Linked DNA regions of Homo sapiens: regions 1 and 3 are each linked to region 2. A link is a loop called in an ENCODE intact Hi-C map of the cell type or tissue named here. Cell type or tissue: endothelial cell of umbilical vein. All regions are shown on one strand. Region 1 overlaps LINC01572 (long intergenic non-protein coding RNA 1572). Region 2 overlaps ZFHX3 (zinc finger homeobox 3). Region 3 has its middle 70 kb from the start of PMFBP1.

Evidence for each region. Peaks named below come from ENCODE experiments on the same cell type or tissue, not always from the same donor. Only the 100,000 strongest peaks of a DNase experiment are listed, where the experiment ranks them.
Region 1: it touches region 2 in a loop (2.7-fold over the local background); 2 of 110 quality-filtered maps call a loop at or near these places.
Region 3: it touches region 2 in a loop (2.3-fold over the local background); 2 of 110 quality-filtered maps call a loop at or near these places.

Annotation. Positions count from the first base shown.
Region 1 is chr16:72,529,427-72,531,926 of GRCh38, forward strand. All of the region lies in intron 4 of LINC01572 (long intergenic non-protein coding RNA 1572), which reads right to left. All of the region lies in intron 1 of LOC124903718 (a long non-coding RNA gene), which reads left to right. Among named protein-coding and RNA genes, the nearest start is that of LINC01572, 130 kb to the right of the region's middle. In endothelial cell of umbilical vein, a CTCF peak has its summit at 1,310 (motif pointing right); a DNase peak (open chromatin) is centred at 1,175; H3K27ac peaks cover 782 bases.
Region 2 is chr16:72,786,448-72,788,947 of GRCh38, forward strand. It overlaps ZFHX3 (zinc finger homeobox 3), which reads right to left. Exons shown (of 10, transcript NM_006885.4): 10 at 1-2,401. The coding sequence ends at 717. The region is part of intron 3 of ZFHX3-AS1 (ZFHX3 antisense RNA 1); the gene reads left to right. Among named protein-coding and RNA genes, the nearest start is that of ZFHX3-AS1, 120 kb to the left of the region's middle. RefSeq lists an enhancer at 2,071-2,500. In endothelial cell of umbilical vein, no CTCF peak of the experiment used is centred here; DNase peaks (open chromatin) are centred at 1,214 and 1,694; H3K4me3 peaks cover 1,062 bases; H3K27ac peaks cover 1,219 bases.
Region 3 is chr16:72,240,649-72,243,148 of GRCh38, forward strand. It overlaps a transcript of PMFBP1 not described here. Among named protein-coding and RNA genes, the nearest start is that of PMFBP1, 70 kb to the left of the region's middle. In endothelial cell of umbilical vein, a CTCF peak has its summit at 1,400; a DNase peak (open chromatin) is centred at 1,433.

The DNA.
Region 1 (2,500 bases), 260 kb before region 2:
TCCGCCCACCTTGGCCTCCCAAAGTGCTGCAATTACAGGCGTGAGCCACCGCACCCAGCCCATTATGTTACTTTTTAAGAATTTTCCTGGTTATTATTTTTTTTTCACGTAAACAACTGAGTTCCTTGACTAATTCCAAACTTCACCCAGAAAAACAGCTATACACGTGTCCTACTATCCTCTTTAGCCTATGCTTTCTGTTCATAAGAGTTCTACTTTCTTCCTTTTCACACTAAAACTTTGATCTCTTAAAAGCTTGATTCCATCTCATTAAACAAAAAAGTAATCAAGAATTTCTTCCTTTTTTTTTTTTCAAGACAGAGTCTCACTCTGTCACTCAGGCTGGAGTGCAGTGGCCTGATCTTGGCTCACTGCATCCTATGCCTCCCAAGTTCAAATGATTGTCATGCCTCAACCTCCCAAGTAGCTGGGACTACAGGTGGGCGCCACCACACCTGGCTAATTTTTGTATTTTTGGTGGAGACAGGGTTTTGCCATGTTGGCCAGGCTGTTCTTGAACTCCTGGCCTCAAGTGATCCACCCACCTCAGCCTCCGAAAGTGCTGGAATTACAGGCGTGAGCCACCACGCCCGGCCAATCAAGAATTTCATAATTGCTAAATCCAGTAGCCTTTCTTGGAACTCCTTGGCTTCTTTGAAGTTCCAGACCCTGTTAACTCTTTGCCTCTCTCGAAATTCTCTCCTTTCTTTGCTTTTATGTCTGCTTCATTTAGATACTTCACATCCGTTTTCCCGAGCTCCTCCTCCGCAGAGAAAGTCACTCAAAAACATTGTGTCCAAATATCTGTCTTCGGTACACTATTTTATGTGTGTGTGTGTGTGTGTGTGTGTGTGTGTGTGTGTGTGTGTGTATTTCCTCTTCAGGTCAACTACTATGAAATATCTATCTGTAATTCTGAGTACAGCTTATGGTAGGTATAAATAAAAATAAATACTAAATGAATGGGCACCAGTTCTAATTTCCCAAATTCCTGCTTATAATTTCTCCAGGGATTCCCCTTAGTCATCAACACATCAACACATAAAATGCCTGTACAGTAGAGGAAACAGTTTCTCTGAATCCTAGACTGGTCAAACCATATCTGGAACACTGAGATTCATTCGGCACCACATTTTCAGAGGCCATGACAAATCTGAGTGAATCTAAAGAAGGGAAACAGGATGGTAAATGATACAAAACTCAGGGTATAAGAGGAAATGTTGAAGTAACTTAGGATGTTGAGTCATCAGATGATTAAGAAAAGACATAGCAGTACTCAAGTATGTAAAGAGTACTTTCCGGTAGGGGGCAATGTTGGGTGGAAGGAGGAGGTTATGAGGTTATGGCACTGTTCAGTATTTTTTTTTTTTTTTTGAGATGGAGTTTTGCTCTTGTTGCCTAGCCTGGAGTGCAATGGCGCGATCTCAACTCACTGCAACATCCGCCTCCCAGGTTCAAGCGATTCTCCTGCCTCAGCCTCCTGAGTAGCTGGGGTTACAGGCATGCACCACTATGCCCGGCTAATTTTGTAGTTTTAGTTGAGATGGGTTTCTCCATGTTGGTCAGGCTGGACTCGAACTCCTGACCTCAGGTTATCCGCCCACCTCGGCCTCCCAAAGTGCTGGGATTACAGGCATGAGCCACTGCGCCTAGTCTAAACGTTTCAATACTCACAGATATCTGTGCAAGGTAGGCACACAGTTTTATCTACCTACCTTATGTTTGTGTGACACTATCACAAATTCAGGCTGTTAATGGCCCAACCTGATCTGTAGCAACATCCTGTGAATAAGTCTTATAGCCTCTGATCCATCCTATCCATTGTAACCATTTTGTCAGATCAAACTTCCTGACATAAAATTTCCCTTATCAAAAGTTAATGACAGCAGGGCACGGTGGCTCACGTCTGGAATCCCAGCTCTTTGGGAGGCTGAGGAAGGAGGACTGCTTGAGCCCATGAGTTCAAGACCAATGTGGGCAACACAAAGACAGTGAGACCTTGTAAAAAAAAAAAAAAAAAAAAAAAAAAGACTTTCACTGTTAACAAAAAACAAAACAACAAAATCCTCTAGAATTCTTTCCTAAGTCCCTAGTTTTATTTTTACCACTATGTCCCATAAATCCTTTTCTTCTTAAGTGCCTTGTACTTTTGGTATGTATATATTGCACCTAATATTGCTAAATGATCCCTTCTTTTTGTGGAGTATCTGTTCTTCAAAGTTTAGCTCAAGTAGCATCTCCTCCCTGGGCTTTGATCATTACAGAAGGAAGAGATCCCAACCCATTCTGAACATATGTGATGCTATCTAAATCACTACCTTAAAATTCTCTTCCCTGTTTGGTAGTCATATGTAGTATGTAATACTGCAAATATAACTTTCTACAACGATGAAACCGTTCTCTATCTGTGCGTCCAATATAACAGCCAGTAACCACAAGTGACTACTGAGCATGTAAAATGTGACCAGTGCCTACATATTAGACAGTGTGGTCTTGGAGG
Region 2 (2,500 bases):
ACTTTTCCCCTTGAAATTGGCTTCAGCAGAAAAGCTATCCTTAAAAATCCCCAGAAAGCTAAAGCAGTTCACATTGTTTTTCTTGAATACTTTCTGCCCATTTTTAAGTTAACAAAACAAAAAATCTTTTCTGGAACAAAAAAAAAAAAAAAAACTGAAAAAACAATAATATATAAAACAATGATTCTGAAAACAAAGTGTGAGCGATTGACCTGAGAATAAAAAGACATTACATTTCTTTTTTTCTTTTAGCAAGCCATTGGTATCTGAATGCTAAGATAGCAAGAAATTTAAAACTGTAACAAGGTGGACTGCTTTCCCATACAGTGCATGCCGGGCTCCTCTGTGCTATCAGCGTGGGGCGTTTATTGAAAAGGGGCAAATATACAAGGGGTTTAAGCTCCAAAGACATTAGGGAGGCCCTGCGGACTTCTGTTTCCCAGACCAATAGTACCTTCAAAAGGACACAATGTAACAGGGTTAGGGCTTTTTTTTTTTTTTTAATATTAAAAGAAAAGAAAAAGACAAGAATGTAAAATCACCGGCATAGATAGGTATATGGGAAAACAACCCACGCTTTTTCTTTTTTTTCTTTTTTTTTTTTTTTTTGTTTTTTGGTTAGAAGCTTTGGAATTGCAGTTAGTCTATTTTTGAAATTGGTTTGTTATTAATTTTTGTATTTAAATTCATTTGTTTGTATTGTTCATCTTCAAAGCTTACAATCTGAAGGTGTCCGTTCCTACACTGGTCAGACCACTGTCCTTGGGGCAGCTGGGGTCTTTGGGACCCTCCACCGGGCTCGCCGGTCCGTCGGACTTTTGGCTGAGATCCGTGTCAGACTCCTCCGAATAGTCGTCTGTTGGCATCGAGGGCTGAACCCCTGAGGTGCTGCATGAACTTGAGGTAACCGTTGAAGATGAGGAGAGAGGAGGAAAAGAAGGGGGCTTCGCTGCCGAAGCCCGGGAGACCACTTGCGGCCAAGACTTCCTGGAGGCGTGGGGGGAAGCGGAGGAGGGGGCGGCGGCCGACGGGGGAGGGGGGCTGTCGTTTGAGTGAGCGGCAGACTGCGAGGTAGATGCGGTGCTAGGATCGGGGAAGCAGGCAGAGTGAGGTAATAAACTAGGGTGCTCTTTGGCGTTTCTTGCTGCTCTCGTGATTGTTCTGTGTTTGTGCAAGGCCGACTCGAGATGTTGACTCAGAGCTTCCTCCCCACAGAGCGCGCTCTCGCACGCCAGGCAGTGGTACGAGCCGCCGCCGCCGCCGCCGCCGCCACCGCCGCCGCCGCCGCCACTGCCACCGCCGCCGCCGCCGGTGGGGACGTGAAGCACCATCTCTTGCAGGTTCACCACAGACTGGCCGAAGAAGCAGAGGGACTTCAGGTGGCTCCTCGCTGCCTCCTCGTCGCTGAAGCCCGCCTGGCACTTGCGGCAGACCAACTTGTACTGCACCTTTGGAACAATGAAGGGGTCGTAGAGGGAGTCCGCACTTTTGCTTTCTGCTTCTGGCTCTTCAGGGAGTTTCGGCAGGAGGGGGGACACCTCACGGGGGGTGTTTTTCTGTTCTTCTGGTTTGGGGGATTCTTTGGCAGGGTCTTTGTCTGGGGAAGGAGCCCCGGGGGGGACTGGGGTTTGGCTTGCTTTGGGCTGCTGCTGCTGCACTTTTTGCTGCTGCTGCTGCTGTAGTTGCCGCTGCTGCTGCTGCTGAATTGCCTCCTGCAGACTCTGCTGGTATTGCTGGTACTGCTGCAGTAGGGAGCCTGGGGACAGCCCCATCAGGGCCTGCGACAGTGCAGGGCTGTAGGGGAACAGGCCTTCCATGCCATACATAGGCTGCAGGTACCCGCTCTGCAGGGCGCCAGGGATCTGGGGAGCATAATAAGGAGAAAAGCCTGGTACAAAGTAAGGAAGGAACTGGCTTGTGAGCAATGCTGTGGGGTCCGAAGTCAACGCGGCCTGCAGGGCCTGCAGCTGTGCAGGGTCTACCGCATACTCCATGGTGGGCAGCGGGGCTGAGATCGTGGCTGCAGTTGCCGTGGGGGCCTCTCCTTTCTCCTTCTTGGGGACAGGCAGGGGTTCCCCTTTCCCTTTGTGTGCCTTTTCCTTCTCCTTTACTTTCTCACTGTCTTTGTCCTTGCGTTGCTGCTGCTGTTGCAGTGGGAGCTGTGGTGTGGGTGGCGGCTGGGCTGCTGGCGGCGGGGGAGGCTGCTGCACCTGTGGTTGCTGCTGCTGCTGCTGCTGCTGGGGGGGTTGCTGAGGGCCCATCGCCATCGTGGCTTGTGCTGGGGTTGGGGAGCTCAGCGACGCTGAGGACGGTTTATTTGGTAATCCAGAAGTGGGGAGGCCAGGGGAAGGAACAGTTGTGCTGGGCAGACCCATCAAGTTCGGCTTAGGAGACGTTAAAGCTGAAAGGAATGGAGACAGAAATCACCGGTCAGTCTGGGCAGGGGTAGGGCTGAAGCTCAAGACGTTTTACCGGTGTCACTGGCACACAGTTTGAGATG
Region 3 (2,500 bases), 550 kb before region 2:
ATTCTTTTAATGGGAAGACAGCATGCTGTGGCAGAAAGCATGCCAGCCTGGCATCTGCTGTTCTCCGGCTGAGTGTCCTAGGACAAGTCACTTCTCTGTTATGTCAGTACAATTAGGGCTGTACCAAAAGATCTCTAAGGGGTCCTTTCCATCTCAAATATTCTTCATATTTTGAATCTTTTTATATGTAAATATGACAGTAGTAACACAGTAACTCTGTTATCTTTCCTTATTTTGCAATTGTGTGTTGGGTGGTGTGTGTGTGAGAGAGAGAGAGAGAGAGACAGGGAGAGCGTGCAAGAGAGAGAGAGAGAGAGTGGCAAAGGTGCAGGTGGAGGGGGTTAAGGGGAGGAGGGACTACTTAACCTTGGTAGACAATATGAAGGTGTAATAATCTGTAAACATAACTTATGTTAAAGAAGATATGTAGGTATTTAAATACCTCTTGGAGGAATATGTAAGTACTCATCATGGTTACAAAATAGCACTCTCAGAAATGGCTCTCCTCCCTCCTCCAGGACAGATAAAGCACCTGCAGGCTCTCACCGACCACTGAAACAGCCATGAAAACCCTCATGCTTTTATACAGCAGGACAAAGCTTTGAAGCTTTGGCTTTAAATCACTCCAGCATCTCCCAGCTGTAATGAGGATAGCATTTCCCTAGTCAAAACATCCTGGTTCTATTTATAGGTGTTCACTTCTCTGAATAATAAACAAAAGTAGCAGGCTATTCTCATATTATGTCATTTTCCTTCAGCTACCCTACTATTTAATATAATGCCAATAATTAAAAAAATTTCAAAGCCATCATACCTAACAGTGGGTTCAGTTAATTACCTTAGAGAAGACACTGACTGCCATATATTTGAACAGCCAAAGCCTTGCAAGAATATTTGATTGGCCTTTGTTTACCGAGGGTTTCCAGTATCTCCCTCTCTACTTCATGGGGGTGGGTTCAGTTCTTTAAATGATTCCAGAAATAACCAGTCTCCCTAGTTGAAGGAAGGCTGTTTTCATCTACTAAGTAACATCCCTTCGCTTGTGTTGCTTTAAATAAGGATGGCAGACAATTCAGCATCCATGGAGACAGCCACAGTTCACTTCTATTCTTTTTCAAATGTAAGTTTGTATTAGGTTATTTAATGGACCACAATATATTCAGTAGGTACAGAATTCATACCCCCAAATGGCTGGTGTTTAATTGCATCCCTCCAGTCTGTTTTAACTAAGACATTTCCTCCTGTGCATATAATCTTCATTATCATAGAAGTTATTTTTAATTTATAATTAACATAGTCTCCTTCTCATTATGTATGCCTTGATCGACTTGGACCCTCCGGACACATCTTGTCTGGCACGGTGCTGGTTGTGTCCTGCAGTTCTCTCAATGTGCAGTAGGTGTCTATCTTAGCCTTCCCTTCATCCTTCCTTCTCTTCTCCTCCCTGACACCGTGATATAGTGCATAATTCCAAAATGGCAGCTTTTTGAAAATTCACCTTGATTATCAGACATTAAAAGTGACTCATCCCGCAGTGACTGTCTGGCAGAAGGGATGGGATCAGACAGCAAGACAATGAGGGGACTGGGCGCATTAGCGCACTAGATTACAGAGCCCATCAAAAATACCTTTGTTCTGTCAAAGATCCAATCATTTACTAGTTGTGTTCTGCAGAGGAGAAAGAATGAGAGGGAAAAATACACCAAACAAATAAACAAAAAAATACATTTATGAATTTAAAACCTCCTTAGTTCTCTTTATTCTAAGAGTAAAGGAAAGTATCTAATTAACCTTCTCAGGAGAAGAAAAGATGGGGATTGTGCTTGTGAGACAAAAATCTATAGAACCTTTTCTTTTTCACTAGCTATCAAAATTTCTACATTAGCTTCTGTCCTTTGGGTCTTGGTAAGAGGGAAATTGTCAAGTTTTCAGGGTTTGGTCTTGATTACACTGCACTCAGCCTGATTTATGGCAGAATATTTAGAAGACAAACTGTTTCCGAACTAGAACGTTCATTTTCATTAAAAGCAATGCTTTTGATTTCTATCTTGTCACAATATAATGCTAACCAAGAAATGCGTGATGGATGAAAGGGGAAAATATGTGTAAGGGCTATTATTGAGAAATACTTTATAAGCATCTAAACTGGCCCATATAAAAAGGCAGTAAGAATCTTTGAAAAGAGAGAGCACATGAATTCTTGCATCAAGCATGTGTGTGTTTGTGTGCAAAGGGGAGGAGGGAACTGGAAAAGAAGGGAGGAGAGCGACGAAGGCGTTCATATTGAGCCCTGGGTGGGTATAACAGGGTGAGATGTGTTGTATCGTCAGCATGACTGCAAGCCTGGTGAGCTTGTGATTCTCCAAGGAGACAAAATATCCAAATGGGAGGTTGGTGCCTGACTTTTGTCTTTTTATCATTTTCATCATTTGCCTATGAACTCAGAGGAGCATTTTATCAGTCATGGAAAATGCCCCCAAGGGGCCCAGATCAAAGGCAG